Linked DNA regions of Homo sapiens: region 1 is linked to region 2. The links are chromatin loops, found by intact Hi-C in ENCODE. Cell type or tissue: Caco-2. All regions are shown on one strand.

What was found. Peaks named below come from ENCODE experiments on the same cell type or tissue, not always from the same donor. Only the 100,000 strongest peaks of a DNase experiment are listed, where the experiment ranks them.
Region 1: it touches region 2 in a loop (3.0-fold over the local background); 8 of 110 quality-filtered maps call a loop at or near these places.

Annotation. Positions count from the first base shown.
Region 1 is chr12:132,520,178-132,528,177 of GRCh38, forward strand. It overlaps FBRSL1 (fibrosin like 1), which reads left to right. Exons shown (of 19, transcript NM_001367871.1): 3 at 5,557-5,646; 4 at 7,776-7,811. Among named protein-coding and RNA genes, the nearest start is that of FBRSL1, 34 kb to the left of the region's middle. In Caco-2, a CTCF peak has its summit at 3,846 (motif pointing left); DNase peaks (open chromatin) are centred at 3,819 and 4,420.
Region 2 is chr12:132,426,562-132,434,561 of GRCh38, forward strand. LOC105370092 reads right to left here. Exons shown (of 4, transcript XM_047429966.1): 4 at 1-8,000. The coding sequence starts at 7,807. The coding sequence ends at 6,743. Among named protein-coding and RNA genes, the nearest start is that of MUC8, 44 kb to the right of the region's middle. RefSeq lists an enhancer at 2,114-2,648 and a silencer at 3,878-4,047. In Caco-2, no CTCF peak of the experiment used is centred here; DNase peaks (open chromatin) are centred at 3,940 and 4,480; H3K4me3 peaks cover 1,363 bases.

The sequences.
Region 1 (8,000 bases), 94 kb after region 2:
GTACCCCTCCAGCACACCCTCCTTGCACCCCTCCAGCACACCCTCCTTGCACCCTCCAGCAACCCTCCTTGCACACCTCTAGCACACCCTCCTTGCACACCTCCAGCAGCTGTGGGAGAGCTCCCTTTCCCTGGCTGCTCCTGCTGTCTGGGACGCTCCCCAGGGCTCTCCCATCTCTTTCTTTGCAGATGGCAATTTTCCCGAGGCAGCCCCTGCTCAGGTTGACCCCGGAACTGGGTCACTTCCTTTCCCCATCAGGCTCACCTTAGGAGTACAAGTTCTGGAGCAGCACCAGTGACTGCCACAAAGCCCCTGCCCTCCAAACGCCCGAGGGTGGGGACAACAGTCCACAAAACAGAGCAGGATGCAGTCGCTGGTGTCACGTGCTGTGGGTGCGGCATCGGCTCCTCCCGACCAGGGACATGAGCCCAGCCCCCAGGAGGTAGCAGCAGGGGACTGTGGTAGGGCTGAAGGCAGGGCGTAGCATCTGCCTGCAAGTCCCTGTGGCCTGGGCAGGTTCGGGACAGAGGGGCCCCAGAGTCGGGCTCTGCTCTTGCTGAATGTGAGGGGCCCATAGTCATCATCCATGGCTCAACCAGGCCTGGGGACACTGTGAGGGCTCTGGGACTGTCCCTTCGGGAGCGAAGGCAGCGGAGAGAGGTACCACCCACCCACAGTTGTGCCAGGCACCTGCTCTCAGGATTCGGGGACGGCTTTGTGGGCTCCCAAAACAGGCAGGAAACCAGGACCAGCTGGGAGCTGGTAGGGACTGTGGGAGGTGGGGAAATGGAGTGTTGTGGACGAAAGCAGCCACTCCCTCTTTGCCCTGCCCTGCCCTGCCCTGAGCCAGGGAGCTGGACACCCACTGCAGTCCCCTGAGGCTGCTCAACCTTGGTGGGTGGGGAACTTGGAAAGTCTCAAGTCTGGACCCATGACATCCAGTCCCTGGGGGAGGCCCAGGAGTCCTGAAAGCTCCCCGAGGGAGCACTGTTTGCACTGGGCCAGGAGCCATGTTCTAGGGGCTCAGCTCCTTAAGAGGAAGCGGGAGCTGCGAGGAGGAGGGAGCGCAGGCTGTGGGGCTGGGGCAGGGGTGCGCTGTGTCCACACTCATTTCCACTCAGACACGGATGGCGGCAGCTCCGCCTCTGCATACCTGTGCTCCATTTCTGCAGGGGCGTCGCGTTCCCGTCTCCTGCTGGAACTGTGGCCCAGCCCAACTAGGGGGTGTGGGGGCCTGACCTCTGCCCCATCTCCCAGGGGGCCTGTCCTTGGCCTGGCAGGTCTGAGGAAGCCGTAGGCCCCTTCTCAGGGTTCTCCAGGGTCTGCATTAGAACAGCAGCCCAGGCAGCCCCCGACTCTCACCCTCGCTCCCAGGCCTGCAGGTGCAGAGGCTGGAGGCATCGTGGCCGGCCAGTCTCAGTTCATGCCCCTGTAGGATAGTCCTTGTCTGAATGTGATGCCATGGGATGGGGTGTGAGAGTCGCCCTGGTGTGATCCGATTGGTGTGAGACTTCACCAGGGCTGCAGAGTATGGCTGTCAGAGTTGTGCACTGCACCGCTCCAGGGCTGCCATTCCCACCGTGCCGTATGTAGTGCGTGCATTTGCCCTGACCATTGCACATTCCCCGGGAGGGCACCTTCTGCTCAGTTTGCACAAGAGGACACGGGGGCTGGTGTGGGGCCTCTTGGGTGCTCCACTTTGGGCGGGGCCTGCGCAGGACAGTGCGTGCTTAGAGCCTTGGGGCGGGTCTGGGGAGCAGGTGGGGCGATGAGTCCGTGTGCATGGGGTGAGGTGTGTACAGGGCCAGTGTGACTGCTGTGGTAGAGAGGGGTGTGGGTGTGTGTATGCAGCCAGCGTGGCCCCTCAGCCTGCCGGCGCCTGTGGGTCTGCGTGGGTCTCTGTGTGCAGCCGGCGCGGCCCCTCAGCCTGGGGTGGTGTGTGTGCCTGCGGGTCTCCGTGCACCCTAGAGGGTTTCCTGGCTGCATGGCGGGGCCACTGCTGGCTCCCGTCTCTCTGGCCCCTTCCCAGCAACAGGACAGCTCAAGGGCACTAGAACCGGACAGGCCAGGCCGCACCTGAGCCCCCGACTGAGCCCGAGCCTCCCAGTGGAACCATGTTTCTGTGGGCAACCCAGAGGCAGTGATTTTTGGACGTGCAGCCTGGAGCTGGGGGACGGTGTGGAGGGAGGGGGTTGGTGAGGGGAGGGGACCTTGGGGGAGGGGCTCTGTGCGCCTGGAGCCACCATGTTCCTACGGTTACTGCCAGAACCCTCAGGGCCCCAGTGCTCCTGGTCCCACCAGCGGCTGGTCTGCGGCTGCCCAGTGGAGTGCAGCTTGTAGGAGCAGGTTGCTGAGGGTTCAGGAAATTTGAAGCCGGCTGTTAAACTGTTAGTGGCTTCCATCAGCTTTGGTTTGGATACTGACGTCACAGAAACTGACAGGCGCTCCATGCTGGCCCACAGGGAGCTGTTCCTCCTGCCCTGCTCCTGCTGCACGCCCCACCTGCTGACATAACTGGACAGACTCAGCCTTCCTTCCCCACCCCAGGAAGCACAGGCTTGGTGGAGCAGCAGGGTGCCCTGTGAGGAGGGCAACTCAGGGCTGCAGTGTGTGTGCTGGGCCGTTGGTGCCGTCAGTGAGCTGTGTCCGGGGCCCTCCCCGGCCTGCGCTGCCTTTCCCCCCGCACCTGCCGCCTGGCAGACGGAGCCACCTTCTGTGTGCACTGGGAACAGTCACTCCTTTGTCACTCTAGGGGGGGCAGGGGCTTGGGTCGGCTCTGCTCACTGCCCAGAACGGTACCTGGCTCGTCAGGGCTCCATAAGCATCGGTTGGACGGGTGGACAGATAGGTGGGCAGACCACAAGGCTGGGGTGGGCACAGGTGCAGTAGCTCCTGCCCACCCTCCAGGGCAAAAGGGGCCCCCTCTGGCCCCAGACGTGGACTTGTCATCCAGGGACTGTGATCTTGTCCCTCCAGCTCCTGCTGGGAGTGGACGTGTGGCCTCCCCGGCCCCTGGTGTGGCTGGCAGCACTGAGAAGCGGCTGGGCTGAGGGCAGCCACCTTGGCTGTTTGAGGTCCTGCCTGGGGACAGAGTGGGGTGACCAGGACACAGATTCCCAGTTCTACAGGGTTTTTCGAGACGTGGGACTTTCAGAGCTAAAACCGGCCACCCGAGGAAGGGGAAGAGACCCCACCCCACGACCGGCCTGGCCACCTTTCAGGGCCTCCGGGTTTGGGAGGAGCACACGCAGGGCAGCCCACCGAGCCCCTCTGTGGCATGGGGGTGACGCGTTCCATCTGCGCCCAGCCCTGACCGGAGGTGGCTTTTGTGTGGGTGTGAAGTGTAGAGAGGTGCCCTACTCCTCACGGCTCAGCTGTGTGGGTGTTTCCGACCCACCTCCCTTCCCATCGGCCAGGTGTCCTTGGGCAGTGAGCAGCCTGCACCACTATACTCAGCAGCCCTGTGGCAGCCTTTCCCATCGCTGCCAGGTACTGCCCTGAGCCTCTGTCCCTAGAAGTGAGTGCAGGGCTCATGGGGCCATCGCCAATGGTCAGACTCCCCAGGGGGCCGGTGATACACGGTTCCTGGAGCGGGCTGGAAACTCATTCCTTGCAGGCTCTGGGAGACGATGATGCATTCCCGGGACCCCGCGTTGAGAACCGCTAGGAGTGGGACACGTGGCTTCCTGCAGAGGTGGACAGAACCCCTGATGGCCCCAGCAGGGCAGCAAGTGTGGGACCCGGTGGGCAGGGCTGCCCAGCTGGGACCGTGGTGCCAGCTCCGGGGGTGAGAAAGGAGAGGTTGTGAGAGTCCAGCTGGTGACAACAGTGACCCCTGGTGGCCTGGAAGGTGCCGGCCCCGGGCTCTGCTGCACAGGCCGTGCCTCCACCTAAACCTCATTGCACCGAGGGGCCCTGCCAGGGTTCCCGAATGTTACAGTTACAGATGCCGAAACTGAGGCTGGGGCAGGCCAGTCGCTTGCCCGAGGCCACAGTGCCAGGAAGAGCCGGGCAGCCTGGCCAGGGCCTGTGAGGGCTACTGTGCAGCTGAGCAGGTCACTAGCCCACCACCCTGCCCCCGGCTCCCGCCCAGTAAGGCTCAGACTCCTCGGGGCTGCATCCCTGCCCGGCCAGGGCCTCCTCCAGTGTGGGTGCCTGCTACTGTGCGGCTTGATGGACCTCATGGGCCGGGGGCATTTGACCTCAGGGGCCTGGGTGACATCCCTTAATTCGCACTGGCACCGTCTGCCTTGTGTGCACCCTGTCAGCCACCCAGGGAGGCCTGTTGCTGCAGGAGGTGCACAGAGCGGGCCTCTGGCTGAGCCGAAGGTCGGCAGGGAGCCAGGCTCATGGCTGCAGCGAGCCACACCAGCCAGTCCTGGGACGGGTTTCCCCGGGCTGGGGCGTGCTCCTGACTTGGATGACTCAAAGTAAAGAACCTCACCAGGGGCCCTGGCATGCGAGGCCTGGGGGCCCAGATGTGCTGGGGCGTGTCACTACAAGGTGCAGAATTGTTCCAGATCCAAGTTGGCCAGAGAGGGAGACCGCTGGGCTTCCACGTGAGTCTGGGCGCTGGCTGTGCAGGGGCGTCCCTGCTGGGCGCTGGCCAGCAGGAGCTCTGGCCTCTCACTTCCCTCAGCTTTGTGCAGGTTTGAAATTATTTCCAAGTAAAAAAAGTAAATACATGCAGGGCTCGGGGTCTGGTCCCTGCATGGTCACTTAACCTGTCTGCGCCTCTGTTTTCTCATCCGTGAAATGTAAAGGAAAATAGTTTCTACTCGGGGCCACCGTGTGAGCAAATGTGTGAGTGTGTGCAAAGCGCCCGGGCCAGGCCCTGGCACGCATCGGCGCCCATGTTGGCTGGTGTCAGGGGTGGTGGCGGTGGGCGTGGGGCGTGGGGGTGGGGTGAAGGGAGTATGGGTGCTCCCTTCAGCAGGTGATGAAACTGAGGCACGGGGAGGCCGAGCAGTGGCCCAAGGGCCCATGGCCAGGGTCAGGCAGGTCCCACCACCACCTCGCTGCTTGCTCTGGCATGGAGCCGACCGAAGGAGGTGCTGTGGGCACAGCCAGGGGACAGTGGGTGGCACTGAGGCTCGACCTGGAGGTCATAGCCCTGTACAGCCAGATGGGGTGGTGCGAACCAGCCAGGGTGTGGGTGGAGGCCCTGCCTGTGGTCCCTAGCACCCCCAGGATGCCTTCAAAGTCAGCGGCTTGTGGAAGGGGCGGCTCCAAGCACGTGGCGGTTCTCGTGTCACTGAGCCGGTGGGTCCTGGGTAGGTCCTCCCCGTCCTGGTAGAGTGTGTTATCAGTGTGTGCGCTGTCAGCTGGGATGGCATTCCTGGCTGTGCAGAGCTCTGTCCTGCTGCTGCTCCCGCCCCCAGACCAGGACCCAGCCCACCACAGCTCGTCACATCCCAAAGCGCCCAGCGGCTGTCGGGGCGCCTGGGGCCGGGGTGCTGGGGTGCCGGGAGCAGGCATGTAGCCCTAGCCAGGGGGCCCCGATGCGGACGCGGTGAGGTGGGGGTTTGCCTGAGACAGTGTCTCTCTCTGTCCCAGATGAAGGTCACCGTGTCCAAAGGGGGCGACCGGGACAGTGACGACGACAGCGTCCTCGAAGCCACCAGCTCCCGGGACCCGCTCAGCGATGTGAGTACCCAGCTGCCCGCGCCCGGAGGCTCCGAGTCTGGGCCGCCTGCCCGCTGCGCCCCGCACAAGGGCGTCCAGTCCGAGTCTGGGCCGCCTGCCCACTGTGCCCTGCACAAGGGCGTCCAGTCCGAGTCTGGGCCCCCTGCCCGCTGCACCCTGCACAAGGGCGTCCAGGAAGCCGCTGGTTAGGGTCCGGTTTCCCACCAAGGCTTTGTCTTAGCAATGAGCATTTTGCCTTCGTTAAAGCGTGATTTTTTACTCATTAGGACTTTCCCATTAGGAGAGATTTAAATGAAGAAATGGTGAGTGAGCTGGCAGGAGCCCAGAGGCCAAAACGTTAAGCCTTGGACGCTGTGCCTGCACTGCTGGCCTGTGGGTGGAGGGCAGGCGGACGGCCGCCGAGTCTTGAGATGGGCACTGGCGGGGCAGTGGGGAGGTTTCTGCTGACTGGAACTTGAGGCATCTCATTATCATTTAAATGAAGGCCTCACTGCCCGGCTCCCCATCTTGTTGCCACAAGTTAGGAAAATAGGCTGGGAATTACCTGGGACTGCCGCTGCCTTGGTTTGTCCTCTAATTGCCAGCCCCTGGTGAAGGAAGTCACATTCTGGGCACAATGCAGCAGCTGGGGCTGAGGCTCAAACTCAGGGCAACGAAGGCCCTCCCACCCCTCTGGCAGCTGGGAGCTGGCGGGTGGGCCCATCGGGACCCAGGGCCTTGGGCTCTGTCCCCTGACATCCTGGGGCCCTTCAGGAGCTGACCTGTCCCCGGCAAGGGTCTGTCTTGGGAAGGGGAGGGGGTGTCCTCCCTGACTCTGCAGTGGGGGTTGTGGATTGATTTGGGAGAGTGGAGGACTGCCGTCAGCTGGCCCCAAAGCCCTCCTTTTCTTCCTCTGCCTTGCCCCTCAGAGGGGGTGTTGGATCTTTGCATCTGCCCCCCACTCCTCAGGGGGCTCTGGACCCTCCCTGTGAGCCCCACTTGCCCAGCTCAGTGACCCACCCCATCCACTACAGCAGCCCTGAGCCTGTTTCCCCACCCCTCCTGCTGGGGGAGGCCCTGGTGGTCTGAGTGTGTAGCTGGTGTGATCCATACCTCTGTCCTGAAGACCTCACAACACCCACTCGAGCCAGAGGGATCCAAGGGTGTGGGGGACCTCAGCAGCCCCTGCAGGCCAGAGGGATCCCCACCAGAGGTGTGGGGGGCCCCTAGCTGCCCCTGCAGACCAGAGTGTGCCCTGATGTCTGAGGGGCCCCCAGCTACCATCCCCCAGCCCCAACCCCCACCACCTGTCAGGCCCCTGTGGTGAACCCTCCTTTGAGGGCTCCATCTGGTACCTCCTCCCGGAAGCCTTCCTTGTCTAGCCAGGGCACCCTCCCCAAAGTCCTGCAACCATGGACCCCTCTGGCGGGTGGGCACGGAGGGAGGTCAGCAGAAGCTGGGGCCCTGGGCTGACCTCCCCCAGGTCTTCCTGCCTCCTCTGAGGAGCATTTCTGGTGGGGCCTTCCCTCTTGGGGACAGGGAGCTAGCCAAGGGCGTCCCTGTGGGAGCCTCCTCGGGTTTGGATCCCAGAGCTGCTGCAGGGGAGCCTCAGACTGGCTGGGCCCCTCAGGAGGACGACAGCCCCTGGGGAGGACCCCACCACGACGCCTAACTCTGTCCTCCTCCCTGCGGCCTCAGCCCTCGTGGCCCCTGCCTGAGAGGATGTCTCGCTGGTGGTCTTGGGTCTGGGCATCTGGACCTGTCCCCATCCGAGTTGAGGGCTGCGGGGCTGCGGGGCAGGGTTGAGGGCTGCGGGGCTGCGGGGCAGGGTTGAGGGCTGCGGGGCTGCGGGGCAGGGTTGTGGGCTGCGGGGCTGTGGGGCAGGGTTGTGGGCTGCGGGGCTGTGGGGCAGGGTTGTGGGCTGCGGGGCAGGGTTGAGGGCTGTGGGGCTGTGGGGCAGGGTTGTGGGCTGCGGGGCTGCCGGGCAGGGTTGAGGGCTTCGGGTCTGTGGATCTGCGGGGCAGGGCTGTGAGCTGCAGGGCTGCGGGGCAGGGCTAAGGGCTGAGGGCTGCAGGGCAGCTGTCGGGTGCATCCCTGGGAGTTTGTTCCGAGTGGCAGCCTCACTGACTGTCCCCTCTTCCTTCCTGCAGAGCTCTGCGCATGCGGTCTCGGGGAGAGGCTACTCTGTAAGTCTCCCAGCACCCCTCCTCCATCTTTGTCCCCCTGGGGCCTTAGGACCAGGTCCCCACCTCACCTGTCCGAGGCCCCACAACTTAGCTCACCCCAGTCCCGTGCCCGCTTTCCCTCTGGAGCCCCAGACTGGTTCTGGCCTCAAACACCATGGGGTTGGTGGGGGGTGGACAAGCTCCAGAGTG
Region 2 (8,000 bases):
CTGTCAGGATTGCTTGGTTCTGCTGCTCTAACAAACAGTCCCCAGACTCAGTGCCTTCAATGGCGAAGGCGTATCTCTCACTCAGGCAACTGCTCTCACACGTCCTCAGGGGACCTGCTGTTTGTCCTCACTCAGGGATGCAGGTGGAGGAATGATCTGTTTGACACACCTTTCTGCGAGGACTCAGTTGGCCAGAGGAGATGTGGCGAAACGCGCTGGGCGGGGGAGGCCTCTGCCGGGGTGGACCGGGGCACCTGCTCACATTCCCGCAGCAACGCAGGCTCAGGCTCACGCTTGGATTTGCCCTCCACTCCTGCGGTTTACTCCTTGAACAAATGTTTGCTGAGACTCCACCGTGTGTCAGACACTGCTCTAGGCCCTGGGGGTGCTGCAGGGGAGAGAGAAGACACAGGAGAACCCTGCTTTTGTGGAGTGTGCGTCCCAGTGGCAGCGGGGGTAGGTTGACAGCTGGAAGGGCCCGATGCTGATGAATCCTGCAGAGACAAATAAGCAGGAGCGGCAGGGACACGGGAGGAATCTGAGGCTAAGCAGAGAGATCAGGGAGGGGCTCACTGAGAAGCTGATGTTGGAAGGCGTGAGGGAGCAGCATCTCAGGCAGAGGGAACCTCCTGTGCAAACACAGTGGGAATGTTCAGGAAACTGCCCCATGTGGCTCAAGGCCAGGAAGCAAGGAAAGAGCAGGCGGTGGCCAGGGGGTGACGAACGGGGCGGGGCCTGGGGCGGGTGGCCGGGGGGTGACGAACGGAGCAGGGCCTGGGGCGGGTGGCCGGTGGGGGGGTGATGAACGGGGCGGGGCCTGGGGTGGGTGGCGGGGGGGGGTGACGAACGGGGCGGGGCCTGGGGCTGGTGGCCGGGGGGTGATGAATGGTTCAAGGCCTGTTGGGGGGGTGATGAACAGGGCAGGCCTGGGGAGCAGGCAGTGGCCAGGGGGTGACGAACAGTGCAGGGCCTGGGGTGGGTGGCTGGGAGGTGACAAATGGGGCAGGGCCTGGGGCTGTTGAGACACTAGGAGCCATGAGCAGGGAAGTGCTGTGAGCTGATCTGGTCTTGACATAATCATGCTGGCTGGGAGGAGAGGGCGGGGTGAGCCTGCGGCATCTACTGACTCCAGCATCACAAAGGGTCCCACACTTGGCAGCTGAAAACAGCACACACTTATCAGCTCCCATTTTCCTTAGATCAAGGATCAGGTATGGCTTGGCTGGATCCGCAGGCTCAGGGTCTCACAGGCTGCAATCCGGACTCAGCTGGGCAGGGGTCTCATCTCCCATGGGGAAGAAATGGCTCCGAGCTCAGGCATGTAGTTCTGGGCGGGATTCAGTTCTTCAGGGCCTCAGCTCCTCACTGGCGTTTAGCTGGAAGCCGCCCTCAGTCTCTTGCCCCATGGCAGCTCTCGGCACAGCCACTGGTTTCACCAGACCGTGGGAGAGGGTGAGAGGGATGAGCAAGATAGACCAGGGTCTTTCCGCGACCAGATTTGGAAGTGACACCCCATTGCTTTTGCCATTTTCTATTCATTTGAGATAAACCACAGGTCCCGCACATGCTCAAGGGAGGGAGCGCACAAGGACTGAGCACCAGCAGGGGCACCACGGGCCGTGTGAGGCTGCCCCATAGAGGGCGAGAGCAGCAGCTGCTGGCTACTGCACCAGTCCAGGCCGGAGACAGCAGTGTCTCGGACCAGGTGGCCGGGGTGGAGGCCGTGAGAAGCCATCGGATGCTGGGTACTTGCAGACAACAGGATCTGCTTCAGGCTGGGAGGAGAAGAGCCGCGCCTTGGCCTTCACCTGAAGGGGGCTGCCGTCACCTGAGATGGGGCAGCCGTGACCCATGACCTGAGATGGGGCAGCCCAGCTCCACTCTAGACAGGGTCCCTCCCGTGCCCTGGGACCTTCCTCCCAGTAGAAGGTGAGGAGAGCGTGGTGGGAAACGCAGAAGGCTTGTGAGCAGCGGGCAGGGCAGACAGTCCTCACGGGGAGACACCCCACGCCCAGCTCCAGCCACCCACCCGGGGCACAGCGGCCTGCCTGTTGTCACTACCAAGCTCGCCACCACATGAAGGGGCTGCCCCTGCTGGGAAGCCCTGCCAGCCCCAGAACCACCAACCCTCCCATTAATCCGCTTTAAACCCACGACGAGGTGGGGGCCCGTAAGCAGCTTTTCAGGTGAGAGACAATGTCCCCACGCAGCGCGTTGCCCAGGAGACCGCAGGGCTGAGCTGCAGGCTGAAGTCGGCCCGCTGTGTTTACGCTTCCGTATGTGTTCACCCTGCTCCACCCCAGGCCCAGGAGGGATTCAGAGGCTGAATTCCTGAGAGCACAAGAGCACAAAGAAAAACTCATGTGGGCAAACGCAGACAGGGAATTCGCTGTCAGTCCCAGTTTCCCCACGTACCTTTCGGCTCAAAATACTCCCTGATCTGCTCATCCCAACAGGTCCCAGAAGGGAGCAGAGCCAACAGCCAGCCTGGGAAGGCGCCAACTCAGACAGAAACTGATCCAAGCCCTCGTCTCTGTTCTCGCAGATGGCCTGGGAAAGGAAACCTGTCCGAAACCTGCCTGCGAGTCCCATCTGACAGCTGCCAACGGCAGCCACCCTCCTCCCTCCCTGACCACACGGCCTCTTCCCGACGGTGACGCTCAAGCTCCTACCCCACGCCCTGTGACTTGCCGACTTGCCCACCTCCCCACCTCCCGCCCACTTCCCCATTTTCACACATGAGGGTTCTCCCATCCTCAGGCCTCAGCTCAGATGTCCTTTCCATGGGGCCTGTGGGAAGCAGCCACCTGCGGCCACTCTCCCTCTCCCAGGGCACTGGTCACTTCCTGAAACCCGCTCCTGGCCCTCGCCCGTCTCCCTCCCCAGGCTGGAAGTTCCCAGGTCCCAGGCCTTGAATTTCCCCAACAGCCCCTGTGGCCCTGCCCACAACAGGAAACCGCGGGAAGGCAGCAGAGCCCAGGGTGCTCCTGTGGGATGCCTGCCTGACAGCGGGGCTCAGGCAGGGACCCTGATGGGCTGCAGCCCCTCAGCAGCCTGCGTCCTCTGGGCCTGGGGGAGCCACTGGTGTCAGGAGCCTGCGGGTGGACTCTGGACAGGAACCTGGAATTCCCTAGTTCCTGGGAGGCAGCCACCAGATGACAGCGTAGGCACGTCCTTGCCCGCCCCCTCCAGCACAGCCCCCAACCCCGAGAGGACTGGGCAGATGGCCAAGAAGGGGAAGGTGCCCTCCCCCATCCTGAGCAGGCGGCCATGAGGCCTTGGCAGACCTCCCACCCTGGAACTGGGCCGCTGGAGCCTGGGGTAAGACATGTGGAAGGGCCTCGGCTCCTCGTGCCTGGCACTCAACACACCTGAGCACACCTGCAGACACCTAGGCACATCGGCACACACCTGGGCACACCTGCACACACCTGGGAACCTCTGCGCACACCTGAGCACACCTGCACACACTGGAGCACACCTGCACACACATGGGCATACCTGCACACACTGGAACACACCTATGCACACCTGCACACACCTGCAACGCTCATCGTCCCTATGTGACCTGGAGCAAGTTATCTAACCTCTTGGTGCCTGAGCTTCCTTATCTGTAAGGTGATAGTGATGATGCCCCCCCCCAGAGAGCTGTCATGAGAATGAAATGAGGTGACGCCCTTACAGGTGTGTAAGGGCGATACCTGGCACACTGTGGGGCCATCTGAGGGTTGCTCATCATCCCCCATCCCGGGAGCTTGCCACCGTGCCCGGGTGTGCAGCCCACAGACAGCTGCAGCTGCCATGGTCACATGAGATCACAGAGAGGCAGGTCTGGGAAGGGGCTGCCAGCCCTGGTCTGGTGAGCGGCAGGTGGAGCGCCAGCTGCAACGCGGTGGGGAGCAGTGAGGGGCGTGGCACAGCAGGCAGGAGCCCGCGGGGCGAGGCGGCGGCCCGCAGACAGCTGCAGCTACTTCCTGACTCGCAGGGTGTGGACTCAGCCTTGCTCCACCTTCTGTTCTTTTAAAGAAAAGCTGGGGCCGGGCGCAGCGGCTCACGCCTGTAATCCCAGCACTTTGGGAGGCCGAGGTGGGCGGATCACGAGGTCAGGAGATCGAGACCATCCTGGCTAACACGGTGAAACCCCCGTCTCTACTAAAAATACAAATAATTAGCCGGGCGTAGTGGCGGGCGCCTGTAGTCCCAGCTACTCAGGAGGTTGAGGCAGGAGAATGGCGTGAACCTGGGAGGTGGAGCTTACAGTGAGCTGAGATCGCGCCACTGCACTCCAGCCTGGGCGACAGAGCGACACTCCGTCTCAAAAAAAAAAAAAAATAGAAAAAAGAAAAGCCGGAAGTCTGGATTTGGGGGCAAAGGTCCCACATTTAGAAACACCATGCTGTTCAGATTTGCAACATACCTGCCGTTGGCCACGGCCCAAGAGCCCGGGGGTGACGTCGACCTCAGCACTGAGGTGGGCTCTAGAGTGCACACCTGCGCTGCACGTTCTGTGAGTGTGCACCCGCCTCCCGGCAGGCCTGGGCTCCTCCCACAGGTCAGAGGCTGCAAACGACAGGATCTGCCTGAGATGGGGCTGCCGTGAGAAAGATGTCTTCTCTCTTGGATTTAGGGTCCACCGAGAGAGGTGGAGAGGAAATATCATTCCCCGGCCTAACCATATGAGGACTGCAGTGACGGCCCCCGCCAGCACCTGCCCCTCCTGCGGGCTTGGCTCCCCGGCAGGCGCTCCCCAGATGCGGCTTGGTCCGTGCTGAGGATCCAGAGACCTAGGTCCAGAGGCTCAAGTTTCCAGGTTTGGAACTGGCGTCTACTAATATGGTAGATTGTGCCAAAAATGCACACATGGCCGAAACAATATTTTCAGTCCTGCGTGTTCTTCCAGACCTTTGCCTTCCCCCTCAACCCCCCCGTGGAGAGGAGCCCCGCTCCCCGCTGCCTGAATGCACGGCCTTCATGGCGGGCTGGGGAGGAGCACAGGGCAGAAGGCTGCAGCCGGCCCACTTGGCCTGCTCCGGGCTCTGGGCTCTGGGCTGGGGGCTCTGGGCTCTTACTCATGGAACCAGCTGCCAGGCTGTGTGGGAGCCCAGACCACACAGAGGAGCCCCTGCAGGTGTCTGGTCACAGCCTGGCCAGGGCTCAGCCGACAGCCACCACGACCCACCAGGTGCCTGAGCGTTGGGCGAACTCGGCCCCCAGCGTGTGGGCAGCCCCAGCTCCTGCCAAGTGTAGCAGAAACAAGCCGTCCGCAGCAAACCTGCCCGAGCTGTGGATTCAGGATAAAAATCATCCCTGGTGTTGCTGCAGGTCACAAAGTGTGGGGGTGGTTTCTGGGCAGCAGCTGGCGACGGGGGCAAGTGCCCAGCACCCAGTGACCCTGTGCAGCTCAGCCTCCTCCTGGAACTTTCACGCCTGTAAACTGGGGACCATCAGGGGCCCCTCTCTTAGGAGCGTTGGAGGGTTCCGTGAGTATGTACATACGTGGTACTGGGTAGAATGGTGTCCACCCAGAACCTCAGGCTGCGGCCTCATCTGGAAACAGGGCCTTTGCAGGTGGAGTTGGTTAAGATGAGGCCCAGCTGATGAGGGTAGACCCTAAATCCAAACACAGGCATCCTTATAAGAAGAGAAAACAGAGACAAGGAGGAGACGCAAGGGAAGGAGGCAGAGACTGCAGCGCTGCAGCCACAGCCAGCACCTGGGTGCCAGCAGAGGCCAGACCGGGTGGCAGGATCCTCCCCTGGAGCCTCGGCCCCACGATGCCTGACTCCAGACTCCTGGCCCCAGGCTGGGAGCACGCGTTCCGCTGCGTTTCGTCACTAGCGTGCAGCAGAGGCCTGTGAGCATTGGCCGCTGCCTGTCCCGTTCCCTCAAGAACTTGCTACTCTAGATTCTCAGAGGGATGGAAAAGTTAATTTTTAAATTACACCGAAAGAAAATCCTCCTGCTGCAGGCCCGCTACCTCCTAACGAGACTCCTGGGTTGGAATCTTCTAGAAAGCACGTTCTGTGCTCAGTAGAGATGGTAGTTTCTCATGGGTTTTCCTAAAATTAGGGGCACCAGAGGGGGTGGGACGTGGGGCCCCTGACCAGCCCTGAGCACACACAGCCACAGCTGGTTTCTCCAAGATGCCCAGCACAGAGGCCCAAAGACAGAAGGCCAACCACAGGGCACAGCTGTCCTGGAGGCCCCCGGCGGCTCCGCAGCCCTCCCTGCCTGCTGCTGGAGGCCCCTAGCAGCTCCCTGGCCCTCCCAGAGCTGTCCTGGAAGCCCCTGGCAGCTCCGTAGCCCTCCTGGCCTGCTGCTGGGCTGCTGAGGGACCTCAGCATTGGCTGCATTTCCAAAACCAGCAGCTCAGAGGCCCTGCAGGAGACGCTGCCAAGTGGGGCCCCGAGAGGGACTGGGCTGCAGCTGTTTGGAGCCTTTCTTCCAGTGCACCACCTCCGCATCTTCCCTCCACCCCCGCCCCTGCCGTGGGGAGCCCTGCCGACGGCGTTTAACTGACTGTGTAAGGCTGGGCCTCTTGCCCTCCCACTCCTGTCCAGAACAGTGAGGACCTGTTCCATCCATCAGAAAGGCCTCCGCAGAAGCCGCGAGCCGTGCCTTCGCGTGTGCACACCTGAGAGCTCACGCGTGTCTGTGGGTACTCAGGGTGCGATGTGTACACAGATCTGAATGCAGACGCACGTGCCCATGAGCACGCACGTCCAGAGAGACGCACGTCTGCTTATCCACAAGGTGCACGCGTGTCTGGATCCGCACAGGTGCGCGTCTGCTCGTGGACACGCAGAGGCGGGTGGGGCTGTGCACGTATGCCTGTCTGCACAGGAGGCTGGAAACATAACCGCATGTGACTTGAGGGCCTGTGTGTGATGGTGTCGGGGTCTGCGGCGTGCCTGGTAGGCATGTGTGTGTGTTTGCCAAGGTTACATGTGCCTGTATGTTCATGCTTATCTTGGCGTGTCTGCATGTTTGGTGTACAGAGTAGATGTCTGTGTGCATGTGTGCATATGGTGGGTGCAGGGAAAGAATGTAAGATCGGGGAGCTGGAAAGGACACGCCCTCGCCTGGCCAGCCGAGGATGCCTGTCCTTGGTTGCCATGGCAAGCCCTGGCATCTGCACGTGGCCTCGGCACAGCCCCTCCCCCCGGGTCTGCTCCCAGGGCCCCAGGCAGGCGCTGCTTACCAGGGCAGGTGCTTCCCCCGCGGGTGTGGCAGGCTGGGGTGGGAGCTCATGGGCCCCTGCACCTGCAGAGGGTCTCCCCATCACCCTGGTCAGGTGCTGGAGGGACCCCTGAGCTGCCCCCGTTGTCCTGGCCTGGGCAGAGGCAGTGGCAGGCAGACAGCCCTGGGCAGGGACACACCTGGAATCAGACCAAGGCTGCGGCACAGCCCAGCAAGCAGGGCGTCGGCCTGTGGTTTCTGACTTGAGAGTCACTGGGCGACAGTATCTCCGAGGCCAGAGCAGTCCCTGGAGATGGAACGGGCATTCTCCCAGGGTGCCCAGAGCCCAGGGAAAGACGGGGACGGCAGAAGGAACTGCAGGTGGCGCCCACAGGTGCGCAGCTGAGACCCCATCACCACATCCCGGGGCCGTCAGGCATGAGTTGACCCTGAGGTGACGTCGGCGCCATGCCTGGGGTGACATCGGCACCATGCCTGGGGTCACCAGGGCCGTGCTGAGCCAAAGCGCCCTGGCAGCTGGCTGCGAAGCTCGTGCACCCACGGGTGCAGCCACGGGGCTGGTTCTGACCCAGGCCACGCCCGCCCACTCTGCAGCCTCCGTCCTCATTGGTACAACAGGGGCAACGGGGCTCAGTTTGCGTGTCCTGTTCCAGAAAGTTCTAGAGATGGCCTGTGCCCTGTTGCTGCTGTCACTGTTGCTGCTGTTTCATCTACACTGAAGATCTGCTGTGAGTGTAGCCGCCTTCATCCGTGATCTCAGCTGGATCTTCCATCGGGGAGCTGGACGTGCTGCCTCACCT